Linked DNA regions of Homo sapiens: region 2 is linked to region 1. The links are chromatin loops, found by intact Hi-C in ENCODE. Cell type or tissue: psoas muscle. All regions are shown on one strand. Links, peaks and the distances in the headings refer to the core of each region. The heading gives the core; the rest is flanking DNA.

The links. Hi-C counts contacts between places; a loop is a spot of excess contacts. Peaks named below come from ENCODE experiments on the same cell type or tissue, not always from the same donor. Only the 100,000 strongest peaks of a DNase experiment are listed, where the experiment ranks them.
Region 2: a loop joins it to region 1, with 2.5 times the contacts of the local background. A loop is called at or near these places in 74 of 110 quality-filtered maps.

What each region holds. Positions count from the first base shown.
Region 1 is chr12:48,162,244-48,170,978 of GRCh38, forward strand. It overlaps the pseudogene PHB1P18. Among named protein-coding and RNA genes, the nearest start is that of ASB8, 9.1 kb to the left of the region's middle. RefSeq lists silencers at 2,823-3,117, 2,883-3,177. In psoas muscle, for the core only: a CTCF peak has its summit at 3,049 (motif pointing left); no DNase peak of the experiment used is centred there; H3K4me3 peaks cover 2,326 bases; H3K27ac peaks cover 3,082 bases.
Region 2 is chr12:48,100,713-48,110,524 of GRCh38, forward strand. SENP1 (SUMO specific peptidase 1) reads right to left here and starts at 5,367. Exons shown (of 18, transcript NM_001267594.2): 1 at 5,316-5,367; 2 at 757-804. The coding sequence starts at 760. It also overlaps a transcript of PFKM not described here. RefSeq lists enhancers at 4,364-5,239, 4,745-4,954, 5,240-6,113 and a silencer at 5,095-5,234. In psoas muscle, for the core only: no CTCF peak of the experiment used is centred there; a DNase peak (open chromatin) is centred at 5,359; H3K4me3 peaks cover 2,791 bases; H3K27ac peaks cover 2,576 bases.

The DNA.
Region 1 (8,735 bases), core at 1-8,000:
TTTTTTGTTTTTTGAGACAAAGTCTGGCTCTGTTGCCAGGCTAGAGTGCAGTGGCACGATCTCAGCTCACTGCAAACTTCGCTTCCCAGGTTCAAGTGATTCCCCTGCCTAAGCCTCCTGAGTAGCTGGGATTACAGGCAGGCACCACCATGACTGCCTAATTTTTGTACTTTTAGTAGAGAAGAGGTTTCACCATGTTGGCCAGGATGGTCTCAATCTCTTGACCTCATGATCCGCCCACCTTGGCCTCCTAAAGTGCTGGGATTACAGGCGTGAGCCACCATGGCCGGCCGAGACTTTTTGGTTTAAAGTGACTGTTACTTAAAGGATTGCCAATTATCAAAGAGTGACCAAAAAGTCAGGGGATCTTCCCAATTTTCTATTCAGGAGCAGGAGATTATTATCCTCCAATAAAAAATGTTTGTTTGTTTTTTTGAGATGGAGTCTGGCTCTGTCGTCTAGGCTGGAGTGCAGTGGTACCATCTTGGCTCACTGCAACCTCTGCCTCTCAGGTTCAAGCAATTCTCGAGCCTCTGCCTCCTGAGAAGCTGGGATTACAGGTGCCTGCCACCATGCCCAGCTAATTTTTTGTATTTTTAGTAGAGACAGGGTTTCACCATGTTGGCCAGGCTGGTCTTGAACTCTTGACCTCAAGTGATCCATGCCTTGGCCTCCCAAAGCGCTAAGGTTACAGGCATGAGCCACCATGCCCGGCAAGAAAAAAAATATTTTTAAAGTGGAAAAAGACAAAAAATAAACTTGTATTTTGATCACAGCCCATGTATCTTGCATTCACTATTCAGATTCCATCTCTGCATATTTTAGTTGGTTATTTCTGTTCTTGATGTTTTGATTACAAGTGATTCCATGAATTTTGTGTTTTAGTGTGCTGTGTCTCCCATAAGACTTTTAGGCCACTGTTTTTTTTCTTCCCTTCCCTCCTGATTCCAGTTCCGCTCTCAAGAAGTGCTCATTAGATGATGTTGATCAACAGTATGACGAATGTTCCTATTTTCAGACCTTGGCATAAACTTGATCTGGAAATTTGATAATGATGTTTTGCCTGTAATGATTGCTGCTATCACTGTTCAGCAGTATTAGTATCCAGACTCTGCGGGTACGGGGTATCCCAGTTTACAGACCTGGGTGTCTTGCCCTTTGAGTCTTGCCAGTACTGAATGGCCACAGGCTTTTGAGCAACTCCTAATTGGAGTAAAAAACCTTTATTCACTTGGCTGGCTCCATACCCTTTCCTGATTTTGAGTGGATCTTTCAGAGTGACAGTGTGCTGGGGGAGAGGAATTCTGCATTGCAAGCTTCTAAGTGGTAACATGAAGCATTTCACAACAGCTTTTAAAATCTCTGGCCAGAAATTATCAAATACTCCCCTGTCTTAAAGGCCCCATCCTTCTCTATCAGGGGTTGCCTGGCTAATGTTGATGGCAACGTTTCCCTGACACCCTTCCTAGAAAAAAGCAAGTTAAGTAAAAAGGGACCCCTTTCAAATAAGTTCTCCATCAACAAAGAAAAAGAAACAAACCAAAAGGGAGTTTGAGATACCCTAAGAGTGAAGGAAAGAGAGGGAATCAGTCAATGTTTACAAAATAGGGTAAAAAAATAAGATCCAAGTGTCAGACTAGTTGGCTAGTTGGGAAAAAATAGCTTTCTTTCAATAATGGAATATTTTACTTTACTTTGAATTTGTTCAATTTTTAGGACTATCACTTATAGCACATTCCTCATATTTAGAAATAATGTAATATTATGCAAACTTCATAAAGACCAAGATTCCAGTTCTGATAGTAGCTCTAGTTACTTTACTTGTAAAAGTAAGTACTTTTATAAGTAAAAGTAAAATTACTTACTAAAGTAAGTAATACTTTACCTGAGTCTCAGTTGTACAATGGGATGAGAGTATTAACACCTACTCCAAAAGTTAATTTCATAAAACCTAGACCACATTTGTGAAAAGTGGTTTTGTAAACTACATAAATGTTGACATGTCATCTTTATATGATTTTATATTTGTTCAAGGAGGTTACCAAATATCTCATCCTCCCAGTTACATTGTGGCGCCTTTAAAAGAGCAGAGATTTAGATTTCTATACTCATCTCTTTTGTCATTGCACAGTTCTAAACACACAATAGTTATTTAATAAATACAATGGAATTGAACTAAAATGAACAGATCTCCCAAAAATGGGAATAGTGGAGTGCCTCTATGTCCTAGTCCCTGACGTAGAAAAATTGAAAAGGAAGCTTTGGAACTAGAGCAAAGAAAAAGAAAGTTCAGAGGAAACATAATGTAAGTCTCATGAAACCTTTCATATGCTTAAACCTTGTACTAGAGAAAGTAATTCAGCAAAGAAAAGAACAGTATTAATGTGCAGCAGGGATACTCTCCCAAGACATGCCATCAGGATTAAACAAGGACTTCTTTCAGAAACTGCTCAGAGGCAGACATGCGCTCAATAGCCAAACTCTACTCTTTTTTTTTTTTCCTTTTAACTTTCCCCAGGGCTTGGGAAATTTTATGAATTATCTATTTTTTAAAAATTGGCTTTTAATCAATATTTTGTTATTATTTTTGGTCATATAGTCTACCAATATTTTCCACTATCAGAGCAATTATAAAACATTTTCAGTCTTCATAGAGAAAAATTGCCTGAAGGATTTTGAAAAAAAAAGTACAGTAAAAATACAAATAACAATTTTAATGATAATACTGAAATTATATATATATATGATACTATTTTTCCAAGAATGTAGGCATTTATAGCTAAATTACCTAGCAAATCAAGACTGAAGGGGACAAACTGGTAGGAGAGTTAATGTCGTCCAGGGGAGGGAAATTACAGAGGAAATGACTACTTGCTTGGTACAATTGGGTGGTCCAGATTAATCTGGAGAGTTCTATGAGCAAGACAAAGAGAAAAGAAAGGAAAAGAAAAAAGATCTGGTTCTCTGAATCCATTTGAGAAGCAAATTACAATCAATGTCAGAATTTTCTGCTCACCTGGGTCTATGCTATTTCTAATGGGAGTGTGTCTCCCCCTGGAGGGCAAGTAGAGCATTTGCTCCTTCTTGCTTCTTGCCCAAAGTTGAATGATTCGTTCTTGGTTCATTCATTGAGTCTTTGATTATATCATTAATTGGTTGATTGATTAATTCACCCATTAATTCAACAAATACTTATTAAGTTCTGTCACTGTGCTGTTTGTTGTGATAGACACTAAAGATCCAGCCAGCTAAGATCAAGAGAAATATGGTCCTGATCACTAGGAAAATTACAGTTTGATGTGAGAAACAAATATTAGATAGTCACCTGTATGCCTAAATAGTCACAATAGTGATGACTTCTGTAAAGGAAAAGTGCAATGGACTGACTATTTATGTCATCTCAAAGTTCATATGTTGAAATCCTAACCACCCCCCAAGGTGACAGTATTAAGAGGTGGGGCCTTCATGAAGGAGGTTATTAGGTCATAGGAGCACAGTCCTCGTGATGAGACTAGTGCCCTTCTAAAAGAGGGAACTTTGCCCCTTCCACCATATGAGGACACAGTGAGAAAGTTCTATCTATGAGCAAGTGGGGCCTCACCAGACACCAACATCTGGGATTTCTTGGACTTCCCAGCCTCCAGAGCTGTGAGAAATAAATTTCTGTTGTTTACAAGACACCCAGTTTACAGTACTTTTGTTATAGTGCCCAAATAAACAAAGAGAAATAGTAGAGAGGGTAATAGGATGATTCAGTAGAGGACCTAATTCAGGCTGGGAGGTCAAGAAAAGCTTCCCTGAGCATAGACCTGGAAGATGGGTGGAAACAACCAGGTCAAAGGTGTGGAGGTGTGGGGAGGGGGCCTCCCAGCCAATGGAGCAGGGTCAGGGTATTCAAAGACCCTAAGGAGGAAAGAGCTTAGGAACCTGGAAGACAAGGAAGAGGCCAGAATGAGAAGACAAGAAGCTGGAAAGGTAGGGAGGCTCCAGATCAGGTGCGGTCTTGGGGGACATGTTAAGGATTCTGAACTGTATCCCAAAAGAACAAGAAGCCTATCAACAGGTTTTATTCAAGTGACATGACCACATGTGTGTTTTTAAAGGACCACTTTGACTTTTTAAAGAAGAATGGATTATAGTGGAGCCAAGGCAAGGATTAAAATAGAGAAAACAGCAGCCTAAGTGATCTGGACAAAAAGTCAAGCAGGCTTAGATTTGAGTGGTGGCCATAGAAAGGGAGAGAAGGGGGTGAATTTGAAATATTTTAGTGTTAGGACTGATAGAACTTGGTGATTGGTTACAAGTTGGAGAAGGGTATTGTGGTCAAGAATGACTCCTAGGCTGGGCGCAGTGGCTCACACCTGTAATCCCACCACATTGTGAGGCCCAGGTGGGTGGATCATTTGAGGTCAGGAGTTCGAGACCAGCCTGGCCAACATGGTGAAACTCTGCCTCTACTGAAAATACAAAAATTAGCCGGGCGTGGTGATGAGTGCCTGTAATCCCAGCTACTCAGGAGGCTGAGGCAGGAGAATCGCTTGTACCCAGGAGGCGGAGGTTGTAGTGAGCTGAGATGGTGCCACTGCACTTCAGCCTGGGCAACAGAGAGAGAGAGACTCTGTGTATATATCTTTCTTTCTTTTTTTTTTTTTTTGAGATGGAGTCTTGCTCTGCTGCCCAGGCTAGAGTGCAGTGGCGCCATCTCAGTTCACTGCAAACTCCGCCTCCCAGGTTCAAGTGATTCTCCTGCCTCTGTCTCCCTAGTAGCTGGGATTACAGGGGCATGCCACCTCGCCCAGCTAATATTTGTATTTTTAGTAGAGACAGGGTTTTGCCATGTTGGCCAGGCTGGTCTCAAACTCCTGACCTCAGGTGATCTATCCACCTCAGCCTCCCAAAGTGCTAGGATTACAGGCATGAGCCACCATGCCTGGCCTATATATATATCTCTTTCTAAAAGTGTCCAAGATGGTTTAAAATGATATTCTTTGAAGACCCCTTATCCCAATTCAAAAATTTTTAATGACATAAATATAGCATTGAAACCAAAACCTAATAAAGATTATACAAAAGAGATAATTACAAACCAATATCATTTATGAATATCATAGGCAGAAATGCTTAAAAAAATTAGCAAATTGAATTAGACAGCACAGTATGTCATGACAAAGTAGAAACTGTTTTGGGAAGGTAAAGATGGTCCAATGTTAGGAAATTCATTAATATAATTAATATAATTATATCTAAGAAGGAAAGTCCTGTAATTATCTTCCTAGGTGCTGAAAAAGCATTTGAAAAAATTAAAGTTGAATTTCCTATAAAAGTAAGTTACAAAAGAAGAATGGGAGATAATTTTCTTAACATCATACAGCATCTTGTTTATCATCATCTTACTATTTTCATAGGAAAACACTGGAGGCATTCCTGTTAATGTCTGAAACAAGACAAGGATACCCACCATTACTGTAACATTAACACGATGTTGGAGGTATTTGCCAATGCATTTTTACAAAAGAAACCTATTGGATGTGTGAAAACTGTTGATGATATAGGTATACCTAGATAACAAAAGCAAATCAATGAATAAACTACACAAACAAAAAGATGAATCTATATGGTAGCAGAATATAAAAGCTATATACAGAAGTCAACAGGCTTCACACGTAAGATACAAGGATGAACCAGTTAGAAAATAATATGGAATCAAGAGCCAATTGGTAATAGTGACCACAATTACAAAACTCCTAGGTATAAAGGTAAAAGAAATATGTAAAGCCTATGAGGAAAACTATTAATATAATAGCTTCAGAGACATAAAACAGACCTGAAAAAAATGAAAGACATTCTAAGTGAATTTGTAAATTTAACATTATTCCAATAAAAAAGCCAAGGGTTTTTTTGTTTCACTTTGTTTTTTAGTTATACAAATTGATTCTTAAGTTCATATGGAAGAAATAACAAGAATATCCAAGAAAGTCCTGAAAAGAAGAGCAATGAGGAGGGGCCAGTCTTATCGGACATTTAAGATATTACAAAACCTTCATAATCAAACTAGTATAAAATTGGTGCATATAGACAGACACACTAATGGAACATAGTAGAAAGTCTAGGCATCAATCTAAGTACATATAAAAATTTAATGTATGTTAGACATTATAAAACAATGTGAAAAATGGACTTTAAAAATATATGCTGTTGAGACAACTGGGTACCATGTGGAAGAAGGTAACATTGGATCCATAGCTTATACTGCACATCCAAGAAAAACTCCACGTGGCTTCGTTAGCTAAACATGACTACATGGAAACTCTTCAAGTCTAGAAGAAGGCACGTGTAGATTTCTGTGTAAACTACCCATGCATCCCTGGGAATAGCGGGCAAAGCATTCCTATGTCTCAAAACCCAGAATCAATAAAAGACTAGTCAATTCTATTACATATATATGTATATATATATGTTATTTTACCTTTATTTCCTTCACTTTAAGCCAATCATGAAATTTCACAGTGATTTTTGGGGTGGAGGGGGTGGGCGGCGGTGTTAAGAATCATCGGGGCTGTGGCTCAATTGGCCCGCGGAGGTGCAGGCAGAGTGGGCAGGCCCTCACTGGAGCAGCCGGAGGAGCACGGTCTGCCCCGCCAGCAGGTAGATCATGCTCCGAGAGCATGAGAGCTGTTACGCGATGTCCTCCGCAGCTTCCAGCTTGGGCAACTCAGGCCGTCTCCTGCAGTGGCCAGTGAGTTGGCAATCAGCTCGGCTGCTTTGGAGTCGCCCTCAGCAGAGATGATGGCTGCCTTTTTCTGCTGCTCAGCCGTTTCCACCACAGATCTGGCCCTCTCTGCTTCCTGCTGAGCCACCTGTTTGGCTTATAACGCTTCTGTGAATTCCTTCCCGAAGGTCAGATGTGTCAAGGACACGTCGTCCAGGATGAGCCCTAAGGTGGCTGCTCGCTCCGTAAGGTCGTTGTTCACCTGCCTGGAGACCAACTCTCTCTGGGTGATTACTTCTCCAGCATCGAAGCTAGCCACCACTGACTTGAGGACCTTGGTCGTGGTGGACGTCAGCACACGCTCATCATAGTCGTCTCCGATGCTGAAGATGCGAGGAAGCTGGCTAACGATGGGCCGGAAGATGATGCGCAGTGTGATGTTGACATTCTGTAAATCTTTGCTACCAGTGATGACTGGTACATTACGAGGTGGAGAATGGCAGTCAAAGATAATTGGTTTCTGTACCCATGGGATGAGAAAGTGAGTCCCTTCCCCCACCACAATGTCCTGTACTCCACGGAATCGGTCAAAGATGACAGCTCTGCCGCCCAGCATACACATTATATAAGGCGGAGTTCACCACGCCTCCTGCAACAGCAAAGGCCGGGCCAAACTTGCCGATGGACTCAAACACTTTGGCTGCCATGTTTTCTTCTGCTGGACCCTCTCACACCTGCTTCCACTCTGATCTACACATGAATTCCCCAGCCACCCAATTCTATTATATATTGTTTTTTTAAAAATGTATAGCCCAAATACCATAAGCAAAGCCAAAGACAAATGAGTCACTGGACAAAACAATCGCAATTTTTACAACAGAATAAAAAGTAATCTCCCTAATTTACAGGAGCTCTGAGAAATAAAAAGACACAGATCCAGTAGAAAAATGAGCACAAGACATGAACAGATAGAAACAATTCATGCAAGTGGCCCTTAAAATAGTAAAACATGCACAACTCACTGAAAAAAGAAAGGCAAATTACATTACATTGAAACAGCATTTCTTATTATGTTGGCAAAAATTCAAAAGTTTGAGAGTACACTTTGTTGCTAAAACTCTAGGGAAAAGAGACACAGTGATATGCTACTGGTAGAAGTATAGAGTGATATAGTCCTTAAGGAAGGGAATTTAGTACAATCTAGCAAAATTACAAATGGATTAATCTGTCCTTTAACCCAGCAATGATATTTTTGGGGACTCTACACTAAAAGTACTTCTGTACAAATTTGAAATAATATATACACGGCCTGGTGCGGTGGCTCACCCTTGTAATCCCAGCACTTCAGGAGGCCAAGGCGGGTGGATCACGAGGTCAGGAGATCGGGACCACGGTGAAACCCCATCTCTACTAAAAATACAAAAAATTAGCTGGGCGTGGTGGCAGGCGCCTTTAAGTCCCAGCTACTCGGAGAGGCCGAGGCAGGAGAATGGCGTGAACCCGGGAGGAGGAGCTTGCAGTGAGCCGAGATCGCGCCACTGCACTCCAGCCTGGGTGACAGAGCGAGACTCCATCTCAAAAAAAAAAAAAAAAAAAAAAAGAAATAATATATACACAAGGCTAGTATTCATTGTGGTATTTTGAATGACACAAGTCTAGAAAATCCCCAAATATCCATCAATAGGGGAGCAGTTGAGTGGTTAAATAAACTGTAGTATATAGTGGAGTACTATGAACCCATAAACATGAGGAATATATGTATGTGTTGCTCTAGAATGATAGCCACAATATTTTATGAGAAGCTACTTTCGTGCAAAATGAAGCATTGGAAAGACAAAAGCAATAAAAGACTAGTAAATATAAAAGTAATAAAAATGGTTATCTACACAAGAGTAGGGAAGGAAATGGATGGAAATGGGAGAGGCCAGCACGATGGCTCACGCCTGTAATCACAGCACTTTGGGAGGCTGAGGTGGGTGGATCACCTGAAGTCAGGAGTTCAAGACCAGCCTGGCCAACATGGTGA
Region 2 (9,812 bases), core at 877-8,876, 61 kb before region 1:
GGCTCAGCCAGTTATAGTACATGACTCTAGGCGAGCTTCTTAACTTCTGTGTCTCAGTTTCCTTGTGATATAATAGGGATAACAACAGTAACCTACTTGGTAGGTACTATTAGGTACCCTTGTAAGATGGTTATAAGGATTAAATGAACCAATATATTTTAAATACTTAGAACAGGGTCTAGTACACAGTAAATGTTTGCTAGGGTATACTTAACTTTTTCAATACAATCAATGAGATAATACTCCTAAATGAGCATATAAACAATGTTCTAACCAAAAGATAATTATGTGGGCTGGGTGCGGTGGCTCATGCCTGTAATCCCAGCACTTTGAGAGGCTGAGGTGGGCCGATCACCTGAGGTCAGGGGTTTGAGACCAGCCTGGCCAACATGGCGAAACCCCGTCTCTACTAAAAATACGAAAATCAGCCGGACGTGGTGGCACATGCCTGTAATCCCAGCTACTTGGGAGGCTGAGGCAGGAGAATTGCTTGAACCCAGGAGACAGAGGTTGCAGTGAGCTGAGATTGTGCTACTGCACTCCAGCCTGGGTGACAGAGCAAGACTACGTTTCAAAAATAGCAATAATAATAATTTTGTTTGGTATATAGTATTACATAATTAGGATTAAAATTTCTCTTAAAATTATTATTAAGCACAAAGATACAAATACTGAAAATGTTAGGAAAACCCATTCTTTCACTACAGCTTAACCAATGAAAGTAGCTAAAAGGATTCAACAGCTAGTTAGTCTTACCCATTTCAAGTCTTTTCACATCACTGACTTTAGCAAAGATACAAAGTCCTATAAAAGAAGACACAAAACAGAAAAATTACATACTGAAACACCTACTTCACTTAATTTTAGAAGGTGCAGCCACTAGAAGTGACATTTGTTTGTGTTCTTAGTGGAGAAAAATCTAAGGTGGTAAAGAGTTGACTTGATGGGAAAAGAGTAAAAACTAAAACTAGCTTGAGGTACTTCCAAACATTTCTGCAACCTGTACTACATTAAACAGCAATTACAGACTACGCACAGAATCACAGAATATTAAAGCAAGAAGCAAATTGGGAGCGCCAACCCTTAAGAGACTGAGTGGTTTGCATAAAGTCATAATGTTAGCAACTACACCGAAATTATAACCTAGAAATTCTTCCCAATCCATTGTTCTATTACCTCATGCTAAATCACTTCATAAACAAGTGACAGACTTTGTGATGGTCCTATTAAGACTTTTCTTCCATGTCTTACTCAGTAGCCTGATACTCTAATGACAATCAAGAACTACTCTGGAGTAATACAAAGTACTTCCCCCAACATCATCAATCAAACTGCTACAAACCAAAGCCCCTTTGCCTATATAAAAATTACTGTCTCCTCTGATGTATCCACTTTTTCCACAAAATAAAGATGTTAAAAACCAAACTGCTGGCCGGGTGCAGTGGCTCACGCCTGTAATCCCAACACTTTGGGAGGCCGAGGAGGGCAGATCACTTGGCCAAGGAGGTCAAGACTTGGAGGCCAGCCTGGCCAACATGGTGAAAACCCATCTCTACTAAAAATACAACAATTAGCCAGGTGTGGTGATACGTGCCTGTAATCCCAGCTATTCAGGAGGCTGAGACAGAAGAATTGCTTGAACCCAGGAAGCAGAGGTTGCAGTAAGCCGAGATCATGCCACTGCACTCCAGCCTGGGCGACAGAGCAAGACTCTGTCTCAAAAAAAAAAAAAAAAAAAAAAACCAAACACAAAAACACAACCAAACTGCTTGGAACTAGGTTAATAAACATATCCTCGGCACATATGGTCTTGGTAGATTTCCAAGAGGAGGAGGCTACTAGGGATGGTAATAGTCACACCTATATATATTTATAATCTTATAACCATATTTTTAAAAAATATTAAGCACTTCATCAACCACATAGCAATACTAGGGCTTCAATGTATTCATGAGGCTGGATGATGATAATAGGCATTCTTTGTGGTCACAATAATGAAAGTCACACAAAGGAAGGCAGCTTAAAGTTTTCTTGGCGTACGAGACCACGCCACTGGCCACTGCACTCCAGCCTGGGCGACAGGGCGAGACTCCGTCTCAAAAAAAAAAAAAAAAAAAAGTTTTCTTGGCATAGCTATAGACTAAGCAGAGTAATTATCTGATTACCTAGTCTTGCCAGGAAGGATCCCTAAAGAATTTAAGCCTTAGATTTATGCTTCAAATATATTTCCAAATGCTCAACTTAAAAGGCTTCTTTACTAAAAATTCTTCAGGTTATTCTTTCCCCTTCTTTCTTCTTTAATAGAGTAGACTCCCTTGGGTTCCAGATTAAGGGGGAAAAAATCTTATCAACTAATATATTAGCAACACTTTTTTGACATTTTAAAGTTGCTTCATAATTGTCATTACTAGCCTTTTTAAAATTATTATTAAGAAGAATGCCAACTTAAAAGCTTGGTGCCCAACAGAATAATCCCATGTCAATTTCCTTGCATTTTGTTGGGATAGATGTGAAGAGAAAAGGAAGCTAGAAATTCAAAGAATTTTACCGATTATATCCAGAGAGGTTAAGTGACTTCCCTGAAATCACACAGATGGGGCAAAAAGAAGACAAGAATCCATGTATCCTGACTCCAGGGCAAATGCACATTTCAAACATTATACAACTTCAAATCCTTTAACACAACCTCAAAGATTAATACACACTGGCAATTTAAAAGTAATCCCTCACTAACCCTGGGGAATCCACACTGATTTATAATTTTAAATAATTAAAACCCCACATTTATATTTTACTACAAATACATCCAGCTACTTCAGTGTGCTTATGGTACATTCTTTTAGCCACTTGCAGTTACATTGGGAGAAGGAATATTTTACCCCAAGATTCTCCATGAAAATGTTGGATCTGGAACCTCTGATGCCACCAAATTCAAGCAACTGTAAAAATGTTTTCTTTTTAAAAAAAATGATTCTAATAATTCATTTCCTAGTATACACTGGTCATGTAATTTACTGAAAGAACATAAGCTGTTACAGACATTCAGATGAAGTCAGGTTAGTAGTGGAACACAAGATAATGGGAAACCTGAAAGAACAAAAAAGATCACAGTCTTGACAACTGCGGTGAAACACTTATAACCTTACATATATGCAAAAAGGGGATTATGAAAGACAATGTCTAGGGCTGCAAGGAAGTTACTAGAAAATATATATTGAGGCTGGGCACGGTGGCTCACACCTGTAATCCCAGAACTTTGGGAGGCCGAGGTGGGCAGATCACGAGGTCAGCAGTTCAAGACCGGCCTGGCTAACATGGTGAAACCCTGTCTCTACGAAAAATACAAAAATTAGCCAGGTATGGTGGCAGGCACCCATAATCCCAGCTACTCGGGAGGCTGAGGCAGGAGAATCGCTTGAACCCGGGAGGCGGAGGTTGCAGTGAGACAAGACCAAGCCATTGCACTCCAGCCTGGGTGACAGAGCGAGACTCTGTCTAAAAAAAGAAGAAAAAAATATATATAGAGAGAGAGAGAGAGAGAGACGGGGGGGGGGGGGGGGGCGGAGGGAGGGAGAGAGAGAGAGAGAGAGACGCAATGTTAGCTTTATCCAGGACCAAGATGTGGTTAGAACAATTTATGATATAAGAAGGGTGTGAAAGCAACCATGTGAAATCACCCTTTTCCAAGTTCTGAAAAACAATTATGTGTACAATAGTTTGTACTATATCGTCATGTGTTTGAGGTTCTTTCCTTCTATTTTTACATGTAATCTCTCCCAATCACTCTAACACCTTAAATACCTTAACACTCTAACGCCGTAAACCCTAAGTGTTCAAATTCTTTCATACACATTCATTTACTGTGCACCGACTACGTGCATTAAGAAAGGGTCCCTGCCACTGAGCAGCTCACTGTCCAGTAGGGAAAGCCAGATCCATAAACAGGTACCGCAAGACAGTAGAGCTGGTACAACTGATAGAAGATGTAGAAGTTGGGAAGAAAAGGACAAGAGTTCCAAAGCCGCAATGCAAGTCAACAACTGCATTCCCTTAGCCAGAAGTAGCAGAACCTGTTTTTGTACCCATCCACTCCCTCTAGACAACTCATTAGATGAGTGACATGAAGACCATCTTTGCAGTTGGGATAATTAATTGAAGTCAGTTAAAAATGAATAAGCCTTCCTAAAAGGGACTAGAGAGGAAAAATAAAGGGTGGTAGAGTGTAAACTGGAAGTAGGTTAAGGGATCATGCTTATAGAGATGCTTAAAGTTGCGCTTTAACTGTAATTTCAAAGTCAGGGTAATCTGTATTTCAACATGAGTCCTTAACACAAATTATTTTTATGAAGAATAAAGATTTAGGAGATGATGAGATCTAATACATCCAGAATAACCAATTATAACAAAGACCCTCAGTCAAATAGTTGGTAGTAGATAAAAGGCTTTATATGAATATTACAAGAATCACCACCACTCCAAATATAATAAGTGTACCAAATATGAAGTAAAATGACTTTAACAAGGCTGACTTGAAAGTGATAAAGAAGCAAGTTACTGCTAACAAGATAGTGGAAATACTGCACAGGCACCGATAAACAGAAATCACCAAGCTCAAGGAAAGAGAAACGAGGCATAGATCCAGAGATCACGTTAGGGTACACCAAGAAAGAGACGGTTCAAGGGAATTACCAGGAGGCGATGAGCCAGGTAAGCAAATTGTGGCAGTTAAGGGGATTTTCATAACCTGAGCAGGAGGGTCCAGACGTTTCTTTCTGATGGTGGCACTAGCGATATCACATCTCAGGGAGATACCACAGAGTAGGAGAGTTGGAGAAATGTTTACGTGAGACGCAGAAGTAGTCAAGAAATATCACTCGGGTCTCAAGGAAGGCGGGAGATGAAGCCGGTACCACAGAAAGCCGAGCTTCCCGGTGAAAACAGCTCTCCCCAGAGAAGACCCAGCTCTGGCGGGAAAGCCCCGGAATCGCAACCGGCCTTTCCCCAAGTACGGCTGGGCGCTGGGATGGGGCCTGCTGTAACGGCAGGGAGACGGTCTCTCCGCGGCCCAGGAGAGAGAGACCAGAAGGAACGGCCTCAGGTAGCCTAACGGCCACCGGCGGCCACAGCGCGGCCACCGGACAGCAGGGGGGAGGGGAGGTGGTCCCAGGGGGCGGGGCAGAGGAAAAGGCGCCGGCCCCACAGTGCTCCCCGCTTCCGCCCAGTCCAGCCCGGGCCGGCTGACCGGGTCCGACACAGTCTCCTGGACCAGGCTCCCTCCATCCTCACCCCTCCCCCAGCTTCCCGCCGCCACTCACCGAACCGGAACCGGCTGCCATGCGAAGGGGTTTCCGGCCGGGCGCGGAACGCAAAACCCGGGAACCGCCGCGAACCGGAACCGCCTTCACAGCACCGGAAGAGTCGCTAGGTGGCTGAAGAGGAGGGGGCTGGGGCAGGAGGTCAAAGAACAGAGTTAAGGACCAGTGGGGCGCCTGCGCGGTGTGGCGAGGCCCGAGAAGCGAAGGGAGCATTTAAGACTAGTCGTAATTTCTCAGTACCCTTTTCAGTCTGGGCTTTTTCGCTTTCTCGTACTCGGAATACTGTTAGTGAGCCCTTCGTCCTATGCTTTTCTCTGTTCCCTCTGCTCCCTTACCCGCCGCCTTCTGGTTCCGCCCGGCGAGTTTTGCTTGCTTGCGTTCCAGTTTCCATGGCAGCTTTTCGCGGTGGCCCTAAATCTGCGGAAACCTGTGGCTTCCCCCGACAGATAGGGACCTGAGATCTAAATCGATCTCAGGCTATCTCGTGTTTTATTGAGAATCACAGAACGTTAGTGCTTGTAGAGGTTATTGGAGATACTTTAGTCTTACCAGGTTCAGAGAAGTGAAGTGATTTCCCAAAGGTTTTAAGTGCACGGCCCATCTAGGACTAGGAAACAAGTTTCTTAACTTGCAATCCTGTACTCTGCACCACCTCATACTTGATTGACCATTCAGCAAGCAAACAAACAAACAAACAAGCAACTTGAGGACGGATTAGGCTAGACTCTGGCAAGATGTAGAACCTTCCAGAACTCTGGAGGAATTTGAAACAGGCAGAGCTGTGAGGAAAGCTTTTGGGAGCCCACTAGAGATCTGCTTTTCTGGGTAGAGATAGAGAAGGACCCAGGAATCACCTGTGACCTTTGAAGGGCTTTGTTGTTCCTGGGACACATTGATTAACCTGGAATCTGCCATACTTTCTAAGAGAACATAATGGGAAGAAATATGTTTGTTCATTCAGGCTTTTTGTCAAGCACCTCAGCTTGGCAGGCCTCTGGACCCAGGCCCTGTAGAAGTCTTAGAGAAATGCCCCCTTAATAGGTCCTTTACACCCAGATCACAGCCACAGGCACAGTCTGAGCTCAGACTTAAAGAAGGGCAGTTTCTGGAGGCCCCCAGCCTTTCTGATACTCTCAGCAGCTTGCTGAGTTCAGGGTTTCCTCCCCTGTCAAATACATCAAAGTAGATTATTTGTATTGCCTCATGTGCTGATACTTTTATATTATATTGTCAAGTCCTAAGGCCAAGTAGTCATGAGTGTAGCTGGTCCATGTCAGTCACTGACATCTTATTTCACAGCTCTGTTCGTTTGGATTAAACTCTGTCTCTATTTCTAGGAGGCAGCCATGCATAAAGACGAGTTTCATCTGAAATTTTTCATGTGTGTGATTCAGTCTCGCCAGTTAGTCAGGACTCCTCAGAGAACAGGTACCCTTGTCTCCTGATCATACTCCAGTGACAGAGAATGGGTTCTCTCACAAGAAGTCTAAATACAGGATGTGAGGCTTTCTAGTGTAAATACGGATTTTAGGGGTCAACTGACCTTGTTTATCACATTCTCACTTTGATAAAATATTGATCACTGAGTCGTGTATTTTCCAGGTAAGATTTTGACCTGGTTTGTTGTGATAGATGCCAGGCAGATAAGGAGGACTTGAGAGTTGAGGGGGGAACAAAATTTATCCCATGAGCTTGTCATTATTGTGTTGTTATGTGAATTACTTCGACCAGTCTGGGCTCATCTGTGGGAATCTTTATTGTCATTATAACTGACACTCCAAAACTATCAGATAAATCAAGCCCTAAGGAAAAATGGCCTTCTCATCCACCCCACCTCAAAGTATCTAGTTATATGTTCTGCTTTCCCCCATGTATGTCAAGGGAATAGAATCTTTTTGAGGTACATCGCGTCTCTAATTTTTCACTGGATTTTTGGAAAGAAAGCCCTGGACAGCTCAGAGTCATAGGGAAAATGAAAGGGAGTAAGGAACACTCCCTTCCCAGAATCCCACCTTGAGGGTGACCTAAAGCTATTGTTTCTCAGCTGGGGAAGCTTCTACTTCCAGCATGCTCATACCAAAGCCACCACCAAAGACAGACATCTTGAAGAGTCTAGATACTATGGATGATCCAGACACCGTGGGAAGCATACCTGTTTTCAAAACTGGTGAGGCATGTGGGTCAACAGTGAGAAATGTTCAAAGGAATATGGGAAAGTGAAAGTTGTATGCATAGTATTATAAATCAGCGTAGACCTACTAAAGCTGAAATATAAGACCCAAGGGGGAAAGTCTGTGTGTGTGTGAAACAGAGAGAGAGAGAAAGAGAGAGAGAAAGAGAAAGAGGGATGGGGAGGGAAAGGAAGAAGGGAGAGAGGTGGGGATGGATCATCTGGGAAATTGTAGGGAAACAGACACATCTCTATGCAGAATAACTTAATTTGGTCAATATTAAATCAATTGGCTCATAACTGTAAACTACTAATCTGGTTTATCCTATTGTCAGCATCCTTGATATATAAATATGTGAAACTTAAGAAAGTTGACTAAATGAGTTATTATTTTACAAAATGATTCTAAATATTGTAAAAAATTTTCATCTTAGGAAACCATTTAATAATAGATTTCTCATGTATTTTTAAATGTTCAATTCACAGGCAATTTATATGAAGCTTCAGAAACACATCTATGTATTTCGTCTTAACTTAAATACATCTATATTGGAGTCAATTCACTGGAAACCTTTATTGAGTTCCCGCTATTTGCCCAATAATATACTGGAAATGATAGATTATAAAACATATGTATAAGGCATATCCTTGCCATTGCCCCAATAGCTTACACTTTGGAAATGCCTTAGCGATTATTTACCCCAACTCTCTTATATTTTCAGAAGGAACTCAGGACTAAAAGGTTTTCCTCAGAAAGTTGATAATTTCATTAAAGTAACAACTCCTAGCACTTATGAAATATATATCAGTATTTAGCCATATTTTTGAGCACTCACTATTTGAAATCATTGGGCTAGACTCTGTAGGAAATGAGAAAATGAAATAGACACTTTCCCTGTTCCCTAGGAGCTTATGATTAAGGACGGGAGATAATATGGAACAATGTGTAAGTTAAGAACTTAATAATTTTGGTTCAAAATGTTGAATTGGTTCAAAATAAGATGCCATAGAAATGTAGGGTTCAAAATAACTTTGGTTCAAAATAAGATGCCATAGAGATGTAGGGAAGAGAACAGCCAGCTGACTGCTCAGAGCCAGCTTTTCTTTTCCTTCCTTCCTTCCTTCCTCCCTCCCTCCCTTCCTTCTTTCTTCCTTCCTTTCTTTTTCTTTTCTTTCCTTTTTTCTTTTCTTCCTTTTGCAACTGTTTGTGGTCTACATCCCTTTAATCAGACTTCCTTTGCCCCTGCATAGAAAGCAGCAAGAAATAAACCCAGCTGATGGTTTTTTCCTATTGTTTATTGAATTTGTACAGATTATTTCTTATTTGCCCTCATCTTTCCTGCTTTTTTCATTCTCCTTTTGCTCTGGTGTACCTAAAACTCACCTCAGACTCCCTTTGCTCTGATGACTCATTTGGACCTGCTTCTGTGGTTTGAACTCAGCATTGTCTCATGGACAAAATTCTGATGTTCAACTTCTGCCTTTAAATCCTGGGGTCTGTGTGGCTCAGTTAAGTGGCCACTCTTAACCCTTTCAGCTTTCCTACTAGAGAAAGGAAATCTAATATTTTCCCAGCACCAATAAGGCCTCCATTCCTCCTCTTCTGCCTACCTCCCTGCTTCCTTCCTCATCCTTTCCTCTTCCCTTCCTCCTTCCCTCCTACTCTTCCTCCTTCTTTGACTTCCTTCCAAGAGAATGTGTTGAGCACATACTATGTCAAGTACTGTACTTGGCACTGGGAATAAAGTAGTAAACAAAACAGGTACATTGTCTGCTCTCATGAAGTTTATAGTCTTGTGGGACTAAGACAGTAATCACACAATCACACACATGGTTATATAACTAGAATGGTGTTAGTGCAATGAAGGAAAATAACTCCATGTAATCAGAGGATAAAACAGGGGGTGTAATATGGCCTGAGAAGTCAGAAAAACCTTTCTCAGGAAGACCTGAGGGATGAGTATGCATTAGCCAGGCAAAGAGAGAAGAGCTTTCCAGAAAAGGGGACAATAGGCTGTGAAACGGGAAAGAGCAGAATGGGCCAATGTGACTTGATGATGGGAGGAATAGCGGGAGAGTGAACTGTACAGGTGGTGTAAGAGCCAGATTGTGCAGTGCCTTCTAGGTCTTATGGACACTTTTGAGCTCTGGGAAATCACTGAAGAATGATAGGATCATATTGCGTTTTAAAACATCTTTCTGGCTCCTGGGTGGAGGATGGATTGGAGAGGTACGAGGGTAGTTATCTGCTCTAATGAGATGGATGCCACTGCCTTGCTCCATTTCTCACCTCTAGGCAATGCATCACTATAGGGCACCAGTGAAAT